Regions from separate parts of the Homo sapiens genome. Here region 2 is linked to region 1. A link is an interaction called in ENCODE POLR2A ChIA-PET data of the cell type or tissue named here. Cell type or tissue: A673. All regions are shown on one strand. Links, peaks and the distances in the headings refer to the core of each region. The heading gives the core; the rest is flanking DNA. Region 1 has its middle 66 kb from the start of LINC01488. Region 2 has its middle 41 kb from the start of CCND1.

Region 1 (10,445 bases), core at 1,177-9,176:
TGGCCTTGGGCGCTTGCCTTCTAGGGTGAGACAACGATAAGTAAGCAACCACGACACAGGAAGAGACTTGTCGGGGAGTGGAAGTGCTCCCAGGAGCATCAACTTCGCCTGTGGGCTGGGAAAGTGTGCACTGTCCCAGACAGACAGACCAGGATCTGGTGATGTTCCCAGGAGCCAGGCACGAAGGTGAAGCATCCCCAGCTCCCAGACACATGTACCTTGACAGGAAGCAAATCCTAGGCCTGAAACACCCGATACCCCAAATCCTAGGCCTGAAACACCCGATACCCCAAATCCTAGGCCTGAAATCCCTGATGCCCCAAATCCTAGGTCTGAAACCCCTGATACCCCGAATCCTAGGCCTGAAATCCCTGATGCCCCAAATCCTAGGCCTGAAACACCCGATACCCCAAATCCTAGGTCTGAAATCCCCGATACCCCAAATCCTAGGCCTGAAATCCCCAATGCCCCAAATCCTAGGCCTGAAATCCCTGATGCCCCAAATCCTAGGCCTGAAACACCCGATACCCCAAATCCTAGGCCTGAAACCCCCGATACCCCAAATCCTAGGCCTGAAATCCCCGATGCCCCAAATCCTAGGCCTGAAATCCCCGATGCCCCAAATCCTAGGCCTGAAATCCCCGATGCCCCAAATCCTAGGCCTGAAATCCCCGATGCCCTAAATCCTAGGCCTGAAACCCACGATGCCCCAAATCCTAGGCCTGACACACCCCATACCCCAAATCCTAGGCCTGAAACCCCTGATGCCGCAGTCCTAACTCCGGGAAGCAAATAAAGACTTCCTGCCAGAGGACTTAGAAAGTGGGAGCGTTTACTGATGCTCTTTCTGCTCATTGGTCATTATTGTGCTTCTCAACAGTATCAAACAGTGAAACTTAAGAGTTTGAGCGGCCTTGCCTCCTGGATCTTGTCTTTGCCTTTAGAATTGTAATTATAGGATGTGTGTGATTTTTTTCCCACTTAACATGTCGTGAATATTTTCCATGTCTATGTAATCCTTTAAAAGCTATTTACAATGATTACATAATGTTTGGGACGTGTCATGATTTGCTTTCCATTTTACCTCCTGTTAGATGCCAAGGTCATAGGGTGGAGTCTCAGACCCACCCCAGCCTGGTTTATCATTTCATTGCCCTCAGCAGGAGCCACGCCGAAGTGTCAGATGTACCTCACCTGCCTCTTCCTCCTGAAGGATCTTAGGCTTTCAGCACAGGAGGGGGGTTAGGGATCTTCTGTTCCCATCCTTTTATTTTCTCAGCTGAGAAAACTCAAGACCTTGTCCAAGATCACAGGGCAAGTGAGTGATAATCCCTCTATGGTGAAAATGATGGAACTGCACTGAAATACATCAAAGAGTGGAAGGATTTCTTTTTGTACTGGAACTGTGCTGAATCTGTATACAATTTGGGGGAGAACCATACCTCTAAGATACTGAGTCTTTTATCAAAAAAATGCTCATCCGGGCGTGGTGGCTCATGCCTATAATCCCAGCACTTTGGGAAGCTGAGACGGGGGGATCATGAGGTCAAGAGATTGAGATCATCCTGGCCAACATGGTGAAATCCCATCTCTACTAAAAACACAAAAATTAGCCAGGCGTGGTGGTGCACTCCTGTAATCCCAATTACTCAGGAGGCTGAGCCAGGAGAATCACTTGAACCCAGGAGGCGGAGGTTGCAGTGAGCCAAGATTGTGCCTCTGCACTCCAGCTTGGCAACAAAGTGAGACTCCGTCAAAAAAAAAAAAAGCGCCATTTGGATACATCTTTGTTAGATTTATTCCCAGTTTATTTACATATATGTATGCATCATATACCTGTGTTTGTTGATGTTGCTGTTGTAAGTGGCATCTTTTTAAGACTTGTGTTTGCTAGTTGTTGCTGCTTTATAGAAATGCAATTGAGGTTTATATGCTGGTTTTGTACCCACCCACTTTATTTAAATGTCTTATTGATAATTTTCCATAGGTTCTTTTCAGGTTTCTATGTAGACAGTATTTTCATTTGTAACTAAGAAGAGTTTTCTGTGTCTTTCTTCCTTTATATTTTCTTTTCATGTCTTACTGCACAGGTTAGCAACTCCAGTTTGGTGTTATACAGAAGAGTCTGGGACGTGGTCTTAGCAGGAATGCTTTTAATTTTTCTCCAAGCATGATGGTTATTGCAGGTATTTTTGGGAGAGGCTCTTTTGTGGTCTTAACAGGAATGCTTTTAGCTTTTCTCCAAGCATGATGGTTATTGTAGGTATTTTTGGGAGAGACTCTTTATCAGATGAAGGAAATTCCCTTCTATTCCTATTTTGCTAAAATTTTCAAACCATGATTGGATATGGACATTTATTGAATGCTTTCTTTTTCATTTACTAAGATATAATTTGCTTTTTTAATCTGTTATTGTGGTAAATTACATTAATTAGATTTTTATATCTAATTAATAGATTTAAATCTAATTAACATATTTGTATAAATCAGGCTTGTATTCCTGGGATAAACCTGACTTGTATGTGATTTATTACTCATCATTTAGAACTCTACATTTCCTTATAAGTATTGTGTGTGTTGCATCTGATAATTTGTGATATGGAATCTTTTTAAAAAATCACTCCATTTGGCTGGATTATGCCTGTAACCCCAGCACTTTGGGAGGCTGAGGTGGGTGGGTTGCCTGAGGCCAGGAGTTCAAGACCAGCCTGGCCAACATGATGAAACCCCGTCTCTACTAAAAATACAAAAATTAGCCAGGCGTGGTGGCACTCGCCTGTAATCCCAGCTACTCAGGAGGCTGAGGTAGGAGAATCGCTTAAACCTAGGAGGCAAAGGTTGCAGCGAGCTAAGATCATGTCACTGAACTCCAGCCTGGGTGACAGAGTGAGATTCTGTCTCTAAAAACAAACAAACAAACAAACAAAAAGAGGCCAGGTGCAGTGGCTCATACCTGTAATCCCAGCACTCTGGGAGGCCGAGGTGGATAATGAGGTCAGGAGTTCGAGACCAGCCTGACCAACATGGTGAAACCCCATCTCTACTAAAAATACAAAAATTAGCTGGGTATGGTGGCAGGTGCCTGTAATTCCAGCTACTCAGGAGACTGAGGCAAGAGAATTGCTTGAACCCAGAAAGTGGAGGTTGCAGTGAGCTGAGATTGTGCCATTGCACTCCAGCCTGGTCAATAGAGCGAGACTCCATCTCGAAATTAAAAAAAAAAAAATCACTCCAGTTGTGCATTGTTAGTGTATAGAAATAAGATTAATTTTTGTGTGGTGATCTTCTATCTTAGGACCTTGAAAACCTGCTTGTTAGTTCCAGGAGTCTTTTTTTAAAAAAATATAGGCTTCTTGGGATTTTCAGTGTGGTTATGTTGCCTGAGGACAGGGACAGTTTTATTTCTTTCCAATCTGCAAGGCTTTCATTTCTTTTTTCTTGTCTTATTTTATTGGCTAAGATTTCTACTATGATATTGAATAGAATGGTGAGAGTGTCTATGCTTGCCTTGTTCCCAATCTTTGGGGGAAAGTCTTTACTTATTAAGCATGATGCTAGATATAGGATTTTTGTTGATGTCCTTTATCAGATGGAAGAAGTTCCCTTCTATCGGTATTTTGCTGAGAACTTTATCATGAATGGATGCTTCATTTTGTTAAATGCTTTTTCTGTGTCTGTTGAAATGATCATATGTTTTTTCTTTAGGTTATTGATAAGGTGGATTCCACTGATGGATATTTGAGTACTGAACCATCCTTGCCTTCTGAGAATAAACCCCACTGGGTGGTGGTGTATTTCATATAATGCTGGACTTTATTTACGGATATTTTGCTGAGGACTTCTGTGTTTGTGTTTATGTAGGAATCTGGTCTGTAGTTTTCCTTTTTGGTACAGTCTTTTTCTAGTTTTGAGGCAATGCTCATATAATGTGTCATGAAGTAGTCTTTAATCTTTTATTTTCTGGGTAACAATCAATGTTATTTCTTCTTTCAATGTTTGGTAGAATTAGCCAGTGAAACCATGTGGGACTGGATATTTATTTTTTGAAAACAAATAGAAAACTATGCATTAAACGTGTTTAATAGTTATAGGAGTATTCAAGTTATTTATTTAATCTTGGATGAATTTTGGTAGTTTGTGTCCAAGAAATTCATTCATTTTGTCTAAGATGTAGAATTTAGGTGCACAGAATTGTTCATAGTATTCCTTTCAATCATTATTGACACCTGTGAGGTATTCTTTTCTCTTTGTTAGTTTGCTAAAGCTTCATCAATTTTATCGATCTTTTTAAAGAGCCATATTTTGGTTTTATTGATTTTTCTCTTTGGTTTTTCTGATTTCAATGTCATTGATTTCTGTTCTTGTCTTTATTATTTCCTTCCTTCTGTTTACTTTGGATTTATTTTGCTCTTCCTTTTCTAGTTTCTTAAGAATAAAAGCTTAGCTTATTGATTTGAGACGTTTCTTCTTTATAATAGCATTTAATACTATAAATTTCCCTCTAAGCCCTGCTGTAGCTGCTTTTCATACATTTTGACATGTTGTATTTTCATTTATGTTTAGTTCAAAATGTTTTGAAGTTTCTCTTGAGACTTTGAGTCATACATTATTTCAAAGTGTGGTGTTTAACTTCCAAGCGCTTGAATATTTTTCTCTGATTTTTCTGTTATTAATTTGTAGTTTAATTGCATTATAGGACATATTTTGTATAATTTAAATTCCCTTAACTTTGTTAATGTTTGTTTTATGACATAATATAGTCTGTCTTGCTGAATACTCCATGTGCACTTGAAAAATATGTTTTATGCTTTTTTGGGTAGAATGCTCTTTTTTTTTTTTTTTGAGGCAGGGTCTCACTCTGTTGAAGTTATGTGATCATAGCTCACTGCAGCCTCAAACTCTTGGGCTCAAGAGATCCACCCTCCTCAGCCCCCCAAAGTGCTGGGATTGCAGGCAAGAGCCACCACCCCTGGTTGGCAGAATGTTCTAAATGTCTCATAGATCCAGATGATAATAGTATTGTTAGGTTCTTCTCTATCCTTGATGATTTTCTATTAGTTCTGTTATTGAGGGAGGAGTGTTGAAGTTTCCAACTATTAACTATGGATTTATCTATTTCTTTTTTCAGTTCTGTCAGTCTGTAAGCTTTATGTCTTTGGAAGCTCTGCTCTTAGGTGATACACATTTGGGGTTTTTGTAGTGTCCGTAGTGAATTGATTCTTTTTTTCTTTTTTTTTTTTTTTGAGATGGAGTCTCGCTCTGTCGCCCAGGCTGGAGTGCAGTGGCGCCATCTCGGCTCACTGCAACCTCTGCCTTCCGGGTTCAAGCGATTCTCCTCCTCAGCCTCCTGAGTAGCTGGGATTACAGGTGGGCATGACCATGCCTGGCTAATTTTTGTATTTTTACTAGAGACGGGGTTTTACCATGTTGGTCAGGCTGGTCTCAATCTCTTGACCTCATGATCCACCTGCCTCGGCCTCCCAAAGTGCTGGGATTATAGGCATGAACCACCACGCCTGGCCTGATCCTTTTTAGCAGAATGTAATGCCCCTTTTTATGCTGGAGCTTTTCTTTGCTCCAAAGTTGACTTTGTCTGAAATTAATGTAGCTACTCAACACACAGCGAGTTTTTAATTTTAGTAATTACATTTTTCATTTCTAGAAATTCTGCCTTTTTTCAAAACTTGTTGGTCATTTTTTATGGATCCCTCGATCATGTTTTAAGTTTCACTTTTATTTCTTTAAACATATTAAACATATTTATATTATTTTTTATGTTTGATAATTTCAATTTTGAACTCTTTGTGGGTTTGATTTTGCTGTCTCTTACTTCTGCTAGATTTATTCTAATGTGTTGCAATTTTTGTCTGTGAGCTACTAATTTTCCATAAAGCTCTATCTATAGGAAGTTTTCGGGGCTAGGTTTGAAGTGGCATCTACTTTCGTTGCTCCCAACAGCTCTGAGTAGGTGGATATCACTTCCATTTTACAGATAAGAAAACTGAAACTCAGAAAGGCTGAGTGACTTGCCCAAGCTTCACTTTGACTCAGGGTGGCGTGGCGCACGCCTGAGCTGCAATCCTGTGGCACACAGATCACCTGGAGTTGAATGATAAATGCAATAAATCACACCCTGGTGCTCCTGGAAGCCCCACTGTGTGCAGCACCGTTCTCTCAGTTGCACAGTCTTTTCTTCCATGCTTCTTTCTCAGGGTGGCTCCATTCTTGGTTGTAGGCTGGTGAGGATGCTCCCGGGTGCGCCTGAGCCTTGCCAGATGCGCTATGAAACTGAGTCAACTTTTGGAGAGGATGGTGACAATAATGAGAAAGTAGTCACCACACACGACTCTGCCATCGTCTTCTTGCACTCCACCTCTCCCTCCTCGATGGTACCCAGATGCCATGACTCAGCGTGCAAGACCTGGTGTTCTGAGAAGCACCCGGGAGTGCAGGAGAGGTTAGCATCTCACAGATACACTTTTAAAAAACGTCGGTGAGATTCGTTTAACATCGATTAATCATTTTCAAGTGAACAACTCGGTGGTATTTAGTACATTAATGAGTTGTGCAACCACCACCTCCCTCAAGATCTAAAACATTGTCCTCACCCCAAACGCCCTGGAGCCATTGAGGAGTTGCTCCTCATCCTCTGCCACCCTCTACCATGGGGTAAACTTTTAACAGTGGGAGAGGAGTGACAGGCAGCCAGGCTGACAAACCCCCTCCTCCTTACTCTCTGTGGGCCACTTGGAGGTGCGGCTCCTGCTGGGACAGCTGGGGTGCTTCTGCCCAGGACCCCTCTGGTTCCCTCGTGTCGTCGTGCCTGTGCCTTCTTCATGGCCCTCTTCCTCACTCCCCCGCCTTGGCTGACCCCTCCCTCAGCCAGGGTCGGCACCAACGTCCTGGCCTCAGGCTCCGCGTCCTAGAGCAGAGCTTCTCAAAGCATGCGGTGCAGGGGAGATCAGGGGATCTTATCACAATGCACATTCTGGCTTACTGGGTCCAAGTGGGCCAGTCTAACAAGCTTCCACGTGACGTCAATGTGGCTGGTCGCTTGACCACGTTTTGAGTGGCCCAGCTCCAGAGGCCCCTGACTAAGACAAGTGTCAGCTGTGCTGGTGGAGCACAGGACACTGCCCCGTGGAACAGTGCCCGAGGCTGAGTGGCGGGCACTGTGCCTGTCTTCCAGAGGATGGCATTGGGGCTTGTGTGAGTGTCCTGGGCTGCTGAAACAAGGTTCCACACACAGCAGGGCTGAAAGCAACAGAGTTTCCTTCTCTCACAGTTGTGGAAGCCAGAAGTCCAAAATCAAGGTGTCGGCCAGGTTGGTTCCTCCTGGAGGCTCTCTGAGGGGCTACGGGAGGCTGTGGGCAGTCTTCAGTGTTCATCCCCCCAATCTCCTCCTCTGTCTTCACTGGCCTTCTTCCCTCGGTGTGTCCATGTGCCCCCGAATCTCCCTCTCCTTGGAACAATGCTAGGCCTTTTACCTGGGGCCCACCCGAACCCAGAACGACCTCATCTTCACTTGATTACATCTGTCAAGACCTTATGTCCAAAGAAGGGTGCATTCACAGGCTCGGGGGTTAGGATGTGGACGTAACTTTTTATGGGGACACAATCCAACCTCATACAAGGCCCAAGGGAATGCTGCCAGCTAAGAGTGGGTGCCGGGCTGCAAACATCACAGTTGCCCCTTTCTTCCTGCCCACTGCTGCTCCCGGTGACGGTGACGCAGGACCTGCCTCGAGGGCTGGAGGCTCAGGAGAGGAGGGGCTGGAGGCTTAGGAGAGGAGACAGAAACTGCCTTCATCAGAGGCTTTGACACAAGGGCATACTGACCCCTCCCCTGAAGGACCTGCTCACTTTGGGCACAGTGGGGTACTCCTAGTCATCCTTCAAAACCCAGCTCAGAAGTCCCCTTCCCTGAATGTTGAATCTAGGCAGGTTTCCTCTCAGTTTCTGCTGTGACCACAGAGCATTTTTTTTTTTTTTTTGAGACGGAGTCTTGCTCTGTCGCCCAGGCTGGAGTGCAATGGCACGATCTTGGCTCACTGCAAGCTCCACCTCCCAGGTTCATGCCATTCTCCCGCCTCAGCCTCCCAAGTAGCTGGGAATACAGGCGCCCACCACCATGCCCGGCTAGTTTTGTTTTTGTATTTTTAGTACAGACGGGGTTTCACCGTGTTAGCCAGGATGGTCTCAATCTCCTGACCTCATGATCCGCCTGCCTCCGCCTCCCAAAGTGCTGGGATTACAGGCGTGAGCCACTGTGCCCAGCCGACCACAGAGCATTTTATCTTCCGCTTGATTACTCTCCCATCAGCCAACAGCAACAGCACGGCCACCTGGCAGGTGCTCAGACCCCAAACCTCGTAGTTGTCCATGGTGTTGCTCTTTTGGTCCCATCCTGCAGCTCAGCGATGTCCGTCAGCATGACTGAGACCTACGTCCAGAACCCCGCATCGCCCCCGCTTCAGCCTCGCTCTGTGGTGCTGCTGGCCTCTCCGTGGCTGCTCTTCCTCCTCCCCGCTTGCCCCTCACCTGGCTCTCCCCATCTTGGCCAGGGCAGGCCTGGCACAGACTCTGTCCAGGCCACTTCTCTTTTAAGGCTCCCCCAAGCCCACAGTTCAACTCCCACGTCCTTAGCATGCTCGGGAAAGATGCCCTGCTCTGGGACTTGGCAGTGGCCGCCCTGCCTGCTTCTCCTCCTCCTTCAGTCCCTGCCCAGCCACCACTCTGCCTCCTTGCTAGGCCTTGGGAAATCGGGCACACTTCTCATTCAAGCCCATGGCACTGACTGCTTTCTGTACCCGGAGCAGTCCTCCCCTGGGGAGTCCCACTACCTCCCTGCAGTTGTAAGCTCCTCACAGCGGCCTTCCTGGGCTGCCCTGCAGACAACGGTGTCCCCATCACCCTGGAGCCTTTGCCCCTGCTTCATTCTCTCCATAGAGCTGTGCTCCACCGGGCGTTCTGTTACCTGCGGACTATGGCTTTCAAATCCATCTCCCTTACCGGAAATGCAAGGTACGTGATGGCAGAGACTAGAACAGTGCCTGCTCCTGCAACATGCTTGTGCTGGGCTGGAAGGTGACCCCACAGAGTCCATGGCCTTTTAGGACCTCAGGGTTCTCCCATGGAAATAGGGTGGGTGCAGACAGAAGAAGATGTAATAAGCTAGCACGAGGTCAGAATGGAGTGGGGTGGGCCCTAAATCCAATGGGTCCTTTGAAGAAGAAGGACATTTGATTACAGGGACGCAGACAGGAGGAGGCCACGTGACTATTGAAGGTGAGACTATTGGGCCATGAGCCAAGCAATGCCAAGGGTGCCACCAACCACCAGAAGCCAGACAAGGCAAGGTAGGATCCTCCCTGGAGCCTTCAGAGACAGTGTGGCTGTGTTAGTCCATTTTCTGTTGTTATAAGTAATTACCTGCGTGATTTATGAAGAAAAGATATTTATTTCTCATAGTTCTGGAGGCTGGGAGGTCCCAGGTTGAGGGGTGCCTCTGATGTGGGGCTTCTTGCTGGCAGGGACTCTCTGCAGAGTCCCGAGGGGCACAGGGCCTCAGATGCCCGGGGGCTCATGAGATATGGCTGAAGTGAGTTTCATCATAGACCCACTCTCGTGATAACTACCCCATTCCCTCCATAAGCCATGAATCCATTATCCCCTGAATGGATTAATCCACTCACGAGGGCAGGATCCTCATGGCCCAGCAACTTCCTGAAGGTCCCACCTCTCAAGACGGCTGCACTGGGAACCATGTTTCCAACACATGAACTTTTGGGGGACACAGTTAAGCCATACTGCATTGTCCCTGCTGACATTTTGATTCTGGATGGCTGGCCTCTGAAACTCTGAGGGAGTAAATGTCTATTGTTTTAAGACACCCAGTTTGTGGGACTTTGTCATAGCAACTACAGGGGATGAAAGCAAGTCTTACATGTCCCAACACATATTCATGGAATGAATGAACCGATGGATGGGTGGCGGGGGATGGACAAGGCAGCGCATTCTACTTCTCTCAGGGGTTTGCCATGACCAGGTGGGTGGGTCCCCCTACCCGTAAGTCACGCAAGCCCGTGAGCTGTGTCTTCTTTGTCTGGGCGTCTCTGCCACACAGTAGACCCTTAGCACACAACTGCGGCATGGACGCCTGTGGAAATCTGGCCGCGCAGTGCTAGTGACCACGTGGCACAGAATGTGGCAGAAGTTGTGCCCCGAGCCCAGAGGTATGGTGCGAAGGAGCATGGAAAGCTGTTTAGACCCTCTGAGGCCACCCAGGCAGCCGGAAAAGCTGAGGCTCTGGGAAGGAAAGTTCTGAGCAAAGATACGCAGGGCCCTGCCAGCAGCCCGAGGAGTGCAGACTGCAGAGTGTGGACTGCGGCAGTGAGGACTGCGGAGTGTGGAATGCAGAGTGCAGACTGCGGAGTGCGGACTGC
Region 2 (10,445 bases), core at 1,262-9,261, 52 kb before region 1:
CAGGGGGCTGGGGGGATTTGTATGGACCTCCAAGTGGGCCAAAGAGGACAGCCAAGTGGCCATATCAGGGCAGAGTGTCCTGGGCAGAGGGGACATAAGGGACCACATCAGGGAGGTGAGGGTCCCTTTCTTTCCAATCTGTTCAGCATTGAGAAATAACAAATCTTCAGCTTCCCATCAGACCCCTGAGAACTGGGCCTAGCCAGATTATACAAGAACTCCACATGCCAGTGAGCCTGTGACCTACAGACCATGCAGAGCCTTCCATCCATCTCTTACCCCGGGCACATGAGCCCAGCAAGAAAATTATATTTAAAAGATGAAGATCAAAAGGAAGGCAAAACTGTGTGCATCCGGAATCCCTTTATTAGAGACCAAATTTAGTTAAGATCCGTCTTTTCTACTTTATTATAGTACAGAAGGATAAATAAAAGATGGTGAACCCGAGCCCTCTCCTTGGCTGTTCATTAAGAAAGACCATTTTGATTTTGAGCAATCTCAGCCAGGTGTGGGAGGGACCACAGTCATCCTCAAATGATACCGTTGATGGTGGAGAAATTAACCAAAGTCCACAGGAGAGAGCACAGACACATTTTTCTTCTTGGAAATTTTTGTTTGTTTGTTTGTTTGTTTGTTTTTGAGACAGGGTCTTGCTTTGTCACCCACTGCACTCCAGCCTGGGTTTGTTTGTTTGTTTGTTTTTGAGACACAGTCTTGCTCTGTCACCCAGGTTGAAGTGCAATGGTGCTATCTTGGCTCACTGGAACCTCCACCTCCCGGGTTCAAGCGATTCTCCTGCCTCAGCTTCCTGAGTAGCTGGGATTACAGGCGCCTGCCACCACACCTGGCTAATTTTTGTATTTTTAGTAGAGACAGGGTTTCCCCATGTTGGTCAGGCTGGTCTCGAACTCCTGACCTCAAGTGACCCACCCACCTCGGCCTCCCGAAGTGCTGGGATTACAGGCATGAGCCACCGTGCCTGGCCACTTCTTGGAAATTGAGTTGCTAAGGAATCTCTTCAGATCTCATGTCTGTTGTCTTGGGGCATTTACGTATAAGTGGCCCGTAGCTGTCAAAGGGCTTTAAAGGGTTTGAAAGCAGGTGTAGTGGACAGAGGCACATCTCAGAAATCCCCATTGCTGGCAGGGACAAAGTTCAGATAATGCCCACAGCATGTTATTGCAGAAAAAGAAAGCCTCTGGCAGGATTCTGTAATAACACTCTGTATCTGTGGTCTGTTTTCATCCGAGGATCTCAAAACATTTTCAAGCATTAATTAAACTTCACAACGATCCAAGGCCGTGGGTATAATTAGACCCATTTCTTAGCTGGGTCATTTGAGGCCCATTAAGATGAACCGATTTGCTTAGAGCCTTGGAACCCGACTTTCCTGTTTTGAACCTCAGCTTGCCAAATGTCTCCAAATCAGAGAGGAACATGCACATTTAAGCAAATCTACTCAGAAACCAGTTACTTAACGAATTCTTGGACAAACCCTCAATGGGTCTCCGTGACCACTGTGTTATCATGTTCTTTCATCACAACCAATTAACCAAGGTATTTTTTACATGCCTTTATGAAAAGTCACTGTATGGAAATATTGAAAGGCAGGAGGTTGGTCTCAAGAAGCAGTGAAAAGTGCCCCTTTCTCATGGCCTGAAACTGACTCCCTCCTGGGCGTAAAGGAGACTCCGGTGTGCTGTTGGTTTCCCATCATTTTGCCAGAAGGCTATAAGATGTCTTTTCATCTTAAGTTACATAAGTATCCAACAAATAAGAAGTCTGTTATTACAACAGCAACCATACTGGAGGGAAAAAGGGTTGATTTATTCCGAATATCTGCACTTAACAGTTTTGATGTCTTTTAAGAGACTTCCGAGTTTTAGGAGGGAGAAAAAAAATGCACAAACATTCTTTTAAAAATGCAACCTGGCTGTGGCTAATGTTGTCTGGCCAGAAAGCTATTGTTCATAAGCCCAGGGCCGCGCAGTTATCATTCATCCTGGGATGCATCGACTTGCCTTCTTCCTGCCGACAAGCTGCTTATGCAAAGCAGCCCCCAGTATTCGTATGGAGGGTGGGGGTAGGGAGACTCTCATGCGTTTACTTTGAAAAGTCTCCTCCTGACAATCAAAAACATTCTCAGGAAACATGCCTTGCTGTGGATGATCCCCACACCCCCTGCCCTCCTGTCTTCAGAAAAACAAATGAGTGGTTTTTCTACAGAAAGGTGTAGAGGTAACTGAGGGAAGCCTGTGATGGGAGAGGAAATTCCCCGTTTTTCATGTCCCCCTTATAACCGAGGGCCTCCTTCTCCGAGGTGCTCTACTGAGCTTCATCCTTCCACATTCTTTCCCCTTGACTGACTCTCAAAGGATCCATTTCAACGCGGAAGAAAAAACTCCAGCATCTTGGATGATGGTCGCTGATTCTGACACTCAGATATGTTGTCGGTTAAACAGATAGCTTTGGCTCAGTGATATCGGACAATTGACCTCTTGGTGCACAGACTCCCAGCAGCCTCGCTCCCAAAGGGGGTCTTAGGGGAAGCCAGGTCCACAGATCAGGAGCCCCTAGGGGACCTGAGATGGGTCTAGGGTTTCAGTTTCATCTGTGATCTTTTCGGTGAGGTGTGTTCAGTCAGCGACTTCCTAGGAGGAAGCCTTCAGCTGCATGGAAAGAAATTTAAGTTCCTATTCTCTGTCCCCAGAGTCATTTAAATGGGGCCAGTGTCGGAGACCGGAGCGTGATCCTGCGCTGTGCCCGTGTGCGATACCATCTCAGTTGCCACTGAGCTCGGCCTGCTGGGGAGGAGGAAGGTGGCCTGCCCCAGGGAGTCAAGAAATTCAATCCAAGTCCATTTTTAACTCGATGAACATTGATTGACAATTTAGTAGGTCTTACGTGGAATGCAAGGAGGAATACATTAAAAGACAGAGTCTCTGCTGAAGGTAGGAATGTACATAACTAGCATAATGCAAGTGGGGATGTGGTATGTATATTAAGAGGGGCACGAGAATGTGCTGCAGAAATGATTCTATCTTGGAGAAGTGGGGAGGCACTGCAGGTGGATGACAGCTGGATCCTGAAGGGCAAATGCAGTGTCAGTGAATGTAGTAGTGTCTTGATCTGCTGGGGCTGCCATGATGAGCTATTGCAGATGGGGAGGCTTAAACAACAGAAATTGATCCTCTCACCATCCTGGGGCTGGAAGTCCCAGATTAAGGTGTCACAGGGCTGGTTGCTCCTGAGTCTTCTCTCTATGGTTTATAGTTGACTGCTTTCTCCCTGTGTCCTCCAGGGTGGTCTTTCTGTGCGTGTCTGTGTCCTCCTCTCCTCTTACAGGGACATCGATCAGATGGGATTAAGGCCCACCCATGTGATCTCACTGGACTTAAATTACCTCTTCGAAGTCCCTGTTCCCAAAAACAGTGTCACATCCTGAGATATGGGGGGTTAGGACATCAACACATAAATATTTGAGGGACATAATTCAACCCGTGCTAAGGGAGAAAGAGGCCTTTCCATGGAGGGGACAGAGTCAGCAAAGCCAGAAGGATATGAAAGGGCAGGGTCTCTGGCCAGGCTTCTCAGATGCAGAGCCTGAGACAAGGGTTTGGGTCCATGGGATTGATTGACAGAGGGCTTTCAAGAGAAAGAAAGTGAGAGAGGCTAGATGGGGCAGGGGAGGCTCAGCACAGTGGTGGTTTCAGCCCCACAGGGGGCTCTGGAGTGTGACCTGCATCACAGAGTCAGTCCCACAGTGAGGCATGGGGGCCCTTAGACCCCCAGGGTCAGTCAGTCAGTCACTGACTATGGCCCTACCAGGCAGGGTGGTTCTGGTGGGATGTTCCAGGCCAGGTGGCTTTCATGCAGTCAATGTCAATTCTTGGCTCAGGACATGGCTGTCAGTCCTCAGCAGCTTTCATCAGAGACTAGGGGATGCTCCCAGAAGCCAGGCCAACACAGGGGACCTGGATGGTGAGCTTGGGGATGAGAAAGCGGCTGCTCTGCTGTGTTGACCACAGGGCTCTGAAGTGGATGCTGGAAAAGTAGTCGGTCTGGAGAGACTTGAAGGCCAAGCCAGGAATCTGGACTTTGACTGTAGGAGGGGAGTTTCCATCTGAGCTGTGCGGCCGGTCCTGCATACTGCACCCTCTTGTAAACATGTGGATTCACCCCAGGCTCAGCTGGGCCCAGGAAGCTGCAGGTTCCCACCTTCAGGTTTCTCCTGGCCAGGCTGGCCCTCAAAGCTGGGCGTGAAGCAGCTGTTGTCTCCCATGGCCTCTGCTCTCGGCCTCCTCTCTGCCACCGTGGTCTTGCACATGTAGGGACCTCATCAAGGGTTTAACAGGAAACTCATGGGGCCCAGCGCCTGCATCTGGAGAGCCACCTCCCTTCTACTCTTTGGGCTTTTATGAAAAAGAGTCCATTTAAATCTGATGAATAAGTCAAAATGAATTGAATAAATAAACGAATATGTGCATCTCTGCAGAGGATGTGGCTGCCTGGTGGAGAGGCCAGCGGGCCTGCCAAAGAACAAAGGCAGGCGAGGACTGGCCACAGTCCTGGGGCCTGGTGGGGGTATGGAGCCCAGGGGTTATCGAGAGCCAAGGAGGAGTGGAAATATGGTTGGCTTTGCTTCCTTCCCTGTTCATCAGTGGTGGTCCTATTAACACTTGCCCTGTCAGCTCCATCCACGGTTGCTTTGAGTGAAGGCCTCCCAGTGTCATTACCGTCATCACCGCATGTTGGAAAATGATAATGTGTTTGAATTTCCTGAGTACACATGAATTTCCGAGGTCTGAATGTGGCACTGGGTCCCAGGCGAGAAGGGGTTTACACAGGGAGAGTTCTGTTGGGACGCACACGCTCCCATGTGGGTGCCGCTCCGCAGGCCACTGTCCCTCCCAAGAGGCGCAGATATGGGGTCTGGAGCTGCCCGTTGCCAGCAGTTCTTCCTGCTGTGGGTGCTGGCCTTGGTCAGTGCCCACGGAAGGTCTCTTCTCTGGACCCTAAGTGGCCAGTTGGCTAAGGAAGGAAACTAGTATTAACTCATCACTCTACTGAATCCATCTAAGCTCCAGGGATGGAGACATGGGGGTGGAGGGTGGTGCTGACTCAAGTGAAATCTTGCCCCAGCTTTGATTCTGCTTGGACGATGGAGGAGGATCCCAGGAAAGTCTCCTCACCCCTACCCCTAGGGTGGCTTAGGAATGCACTGACATTTTGGTTTCCTCCTTCCAAAAATAATAATTTGCACATAACAGACAATTTCTTTCAAAAACAGAGACCCATGTTATAAAAAGGGCAACACCCTGCTAGAGATAGACCACCTCATGGTGGAAACAAATAGCTTGTTTTATAAACTGTACTCCATTCCTTATAGAAATTGTGTTTCCTCTCCAGTGTACCCCGCAACCCTGATGCACCAGATGGACATTGATGGGGAGTGTCTGCAGATCTAACGGGAGCTCAGCTTCACGTTCGACTTGGGTGGCAGCTATGCCATGTGGAACTGTAAAGATTCTGGTACTCGATTTTTATAAAACTACGATACTTATTTTTAAAACTGACAGGCAAAGGAAGAGAGGCAGAAATGCTAATTTAACTCAAGCTGACTTTTTTTTTTTTTTTTAGCTGACTTTGAGACATGACAGAAGTCTGGAAAAGATAAAGCAACAAGTTCAAACGTATAACGCTTACTTTTACTCCGCATCAAAGCAAACCAAACATCGAGAAGACCTATATGCAGAGCTAAAATACTCAATTGATCCTTTTTTTCCCCACTGACCGGCTCCTGGGAAACATGGATGCCTCAGCCTCTTAAATAACGCTGCTAACAGCGGGCCAATTGTGCAGCAGGACGGGCACTGCCCCAGGTAGCCGATAACTTCCTGTGTTGAAACGATGACTTGGAGATTTCATCATGATATCTTTGCACACCAGGAAATATCATCTTTCAGACCTGCCATTTCTTAATCGGTGAGAATGCTATTAAAGTCGATGTCTTAATTAAGCCTAGCATTAGCCAAGGAATTACAGGCATCCGAAGGCTTAGCTGTCTGGTGGGATCCAGTTTCATGAGGCAGGATTAGGTGCACGGCTGGGAACTCCAAGGGGGAGATCCCTGGCTGCGAAGAGAACAGGAACATCTCTGGAGAAACCTGCAGGGTGTGCCTGGTGGGCAGGAACTCAGAAACTCTCTTTGCCTCTCCAGCCTCTTTAACCCATTTTATTACAATTGGTCAGTTTGTTTATGCTATAAATGAATATGTACAGCCAGGCTCCTCGGACTTCTAGGCCTTTGTTTAACTCCTCTGGCCTCTGTTTTCAATCTGAGAAATGGGTTTCATTCTCAAGTGCCCAAGTAGACTGATCACAAACAGCTCTGAAATCTAACTTTGGAGTATGGGACGTAGTACTGAGCCAGGGGGCTGAGCCCTGGGCTCTGGCCTGGCCCCACCACCCCCAAAGCATTTGCACCATGGAGTGTTAAGATTGAGAGGTAAGGGTAGGAAAGCTTTCTGGTCTTGAACTCCTGGGCTCCAGCAATTCTCCCACCTTGGCCTCCCAAAGTGCTGGGATTAAAGGAGTGAGTCACTGTGCTGGAGTGGAGTGTTGCTGTCATGGCTCACTACAGCCTCGAACTCTTGGGCTCAAGCGATCCTCCTACCTCTCAGCCTCTCAAGTAGCTGGGACTGCAGGAGTGCCACCATGCCTGGCTAATTTTTCTATTTTCAGTAGAGATGGGGTTTCACCATGTTGCCCTGGCTGGTCTTGAACTCTTGGGCTCAAGCAATCCTCCCACTGCTGCCTCCCCAAGTGCTGAGATTACAGGTGTGAACCACCATACCTGGCCAGGAAAGCTTTCTGAACACCTGAATTCATGTACCTAGGTAAATGATTATTATTAGCAAAGCAAGGAGAGCTGCCTCCATCTGCTTAGGGTGTTATAACAAAATACCACAGACTGGGTGGCTTAAACAACAGAATTTTCTCACAATTCTGGAAGCCAGACGTCCAAGACCAAGGTTCCTGTTGGGTTTAGCTCCTGGTGAGGGCTCCCTTCCTGGCTGCCAGACTGCCGCCTTCTTGCTGTGTCTTTGCATGGTGGAGGAAGAGAGGGAGTAGGCTGTCTGGTGTCTCTTGCTCTTCCTATAGGGCCACAGTCCTATCAGACTAGAGCTACACCCTAATTTGACCAGGGCCACACTTGATCAGTGGCCCTCCAGGGATGACCAACCACCTGTCCAGACCCTTCCAGGCTAGAGGCTGGGGCTGCTGAGTGGACCCTGAGCCTGACGCAAGAGTAGGCAGAGCCATGCTACTCCTGCCCACCGGGTGGCTGTCAGCACCAACTATGGGGACCCGGAACCCATGTGCCATGCATAAGGAAGTGGTTACATCCCTCTGGCCATATTTCCGGGGAACTCTGCTTCCTCTTGACAGCACAAGGACTCAGGGGCTGTGAGCACATAAGCAAGTCCTTCCTACCCCAGGTGCTCACACCATGGGGACACCTGTCCTGACGTCAGTCCCCAGTTCTCACAAAAGCTCATGGCCATTCCTTTTTTCTAAGTAAATCTCAGGCTGCATCAATTGTAACAGTGACAATGATTATAATGATAATAATAAAATTTTAAAAGGCTGGCCTGGTATTGCCAGTGTCTTGTGTCTGGCACCAACACTGTGTCTACTTGGAATCACCATAAGATGAGACAAATTCTACGCCATTTCCTCAGCTCCCAGTGCACAGAGGCCTGGAGATTTTGCTGGACTAGAGAGAGGACTTTCTCCTGAATGTTCTACACTCTGTGCCTGGAGTCCCACGGGCCAATGCACCTCCTGGCCTGGTGGGAAGGGACACGAAGCACTGGCCTCCCCTATCCTGTGGGATTGGCCCCCTTAAGTGATGCTGGAGTCCTGAGCCCTGGTACCCATGAACGGGAATGTGACCTTGTTTGGAAATAGGGTCTCTGCAGATGATTAAGATGAGGTCATTAGGACGGGCACTAATCCAACATGACTGTGGCCCTCATGAAAAGGGGAAATCACACAGAGGGGCAACCAAGGGGAGACGCAGGGAGAGGAGGCCATTGACAAGCCAAGGAGTGCGTGGGGCCCCCAGCAGCGAAGGAGAGGCGTGGCACGGGTTTCCCTCAGACAGAACCAACCCTCCTGGCACCTTCAGTATGGACCTGGGGCCTCCGGAACTGTGAGTGGATACATTTCGATTGTTAGGCCACTCGGTCTGTGGGCCTTGTTATGACATCCTGAGCAGGGGACTGCATCCTGTGGGCCAGTCATTCCCCTCCTACTTGTGGGGGCTGGTAAACCTGCAGGTTGGAGCTGCCCTTTGGAGAGAGGCGTCCCCTGGGGACAGAGGATGGGATGCTAGCCTGTCCATAGAGAGAAACCCCGGTGCTCCTGGGGTTCCCACCCCGTCGCACTGCCAGGGCTACGGGAAGGATGCTTGCTTGCCCCCTCCCATGGCAGGTACTCCATGCGCCTTTGGTTTGCAGGTGAGGGAAATTCGAACTGGAGGTGGCTTTGCTGGAGCCTGTGGTTGGGCTGAGCAGCCTACACCCCCCTCTGAGGCAGCAGCAGAAATCAGGGGTGACCAGGGGCAGGCCCGATGTCACCACCCTCTTCACATCATCACTGGCAGGGCCAACTGGGCACAGCCTGGACAGGTTCTCAGAGCCCCTCAGCTTCTTCCTGCAGGGACCCCCTAGGAAGGTAGCCAAGAGCTCAGCCACCTGACAAAGCCAGCACCCACACTTCGCCTCTCAGGGGACAGAATGCTGGGAGGGTGACTCTCGCATGGTGGCTCCTGGCTGGAGGGGTCACTGGGTGGGGTCGGCTCTGTGTCTCCACTGCCCAGCCTGCCCAACAAAGTGTCTGTTGTTTCCAGGACAGGCACACAGTAGGGTCCGTTTTGTTGCTGTTGAAGAAGAAGAAAAAGATCTCTAATAAGCCCCATTAAGACTTGAGTCAACACAGTCCCTAGAGGTCCAGGAGTGGCCAAAATGTCTGCGTGTAGCCATGTCCCTGTGTCTGGCAAGGAGAGTGTGAGGACGAGGCATGAGGTCCTGGGAGTTCTGGGGAAAGAAAGCAGTTGGGAAGGGGCCACCGTGTGCCCAGCCACGGGTCTGTGGTGATGGTGGCTGGGATGTGCCTGTCACTCCTTCACCTGACAAGTCCTGAAAGCCAAGGCGCTCGCATGGTGCTGGATGCTGAGTCCAAGGACTAGAGGGACCCTCGTGGTCCTGCAGGTGCTCCCAGTGAGGTAGAAGGGGATGCTGGGCTTCTGAGCGCAGGTGGGCGGTGTCCACCTGGGGACTCTAGGGACAGGAAGATGGTAATGGGATGGCCAAGGTGAGACACCAAGGTGGCATTTGCTGCTGCCAGAGCCCATCATCTAACAGAAGGAAGCAACTCTGTGTGTGTGTGAGCATGTGTGTGTGTGAGCATGTGTGAGCGCGTGTGTGAGCCTGTGTGAGCACGTGTGTATGTGAGTGTGTGAGCCTGTGTGTATGTGTGTGTGAGCCTGTGCATGACCATGTGTGTGAGTGTGTGTATGTGAGCGTGTGTGTGAGCATGTTTGTGTGTGTGGGCCTGTGTACATGAGTGCGTGTGTGTATGTGAGTGTGTGTGAGCGTGTGTGAGGATGTGTTATGTGAGCATGTGTGTGTGAAAGCATAAGTGTGCATGTGTGTGTCAGCATGTGTGTGAGAGCGTGTGGGTATAAGCATGTGTGCGCATAAGCATGTGTGTGCATGACAGCATGTGTGTATGTGTGTATTGTGAGCGTGTGTGAGGGCATGTGTGTGTATGTCAGTGTGTGTGAGTATGTGTGTGAGTATGTGTGTGCATGTGAGCATGTGTGTGAGCATATGTGTGCATGTGTGTGAGCATGCGAGAGTGTGTGTGTGAGAAAGCGTGTGTGTGGATGCGAGCGTGTGTGAGCGTGTGTGTACCAGAGGGCCTTCCTAGAATAAGTGACACCAACACCAACTTATGCCTTGAAGGCGGAAGAGGAAGGCAGTCTGGCCAGTGGGAGAGGGTGGGCACCCCAGGTCAAGGGCCCAGCAGGAGAAACGGCGCTGAGGCATGACCTGGTGCAGTTGTTGGTCCCGCTGCCAAAACAGGCGGATGGCTTAAACTACAGGCATTTGTCTTCTCACAGTTCTGGAGGTTGGAAGTCCAAGATCAAAGTGTTGGCAGGGTTGGTTTTCCCTGAGGCCTCTTTCTTGGCTTGTAGATGGTATCTTCTCCCTGTGTCCTCACAGGGTTGACCATCTGTGTGTGTCTGTGTCCTCATCTACTCTTCTTATAGGGACACAGTCATATGGGATTAGGGCCCATGCTGGGGACCTCATTTTAACTTAATTACTCCTAAAAGCCCTATCTCTAAAGCAGTCACATTCTGAGGCACCGGG

Evidence for each region. ChIA-PET counts read pairs that join two places held together with the same protein. Peaks named below come from ENCODE experiments on the same cell type or tissue, not always from the same donor. Only the 100,000 strongest peaks of a DNase experiment are listed, where the experiment ranks them.
Region 2: POLR2A ChIA-PET joins it to region 1 with 11 read pairs; 2 of 35 experiments call an interaction of 5 or more read pairs at or near these places.

The regions. Positions count from the first base shown.
Region 1 is chr11:69,542,786-69,553,230 of GRCh38, reverse strand. No RefSeq gene overlaps it. Among named protein-coding and RNA genes, the nearest start is that of LINC01488, 66 kb to the right of the region's middle. RefSeq lists a cis regulatory region at 881 and an enhancer at 809-953. In A673, for the core only: no CTCF peak of the experiment used is centred there; no DNase peak of the experiment used is centred there.
Region 2 is chr11:69,595,249-69,605,693 of GRCh38, reverse strand. No RefSeq gene overlaps it. Among named protein-coding and RNA genes, the nearest start is that of CCND1, 41 kb to the left of the region's middle. RefSeq lists enhancers at 3,811-4,311, 4,312-4,812. In A673, for the core only: CTCF peaks have their summits at 6,188, 7,135 and 7,337 (motif pointing right); DNase peaks (open chromatin) are centred at 6,003 and 7,358; H3K27ac peaks cover 6,935 bases.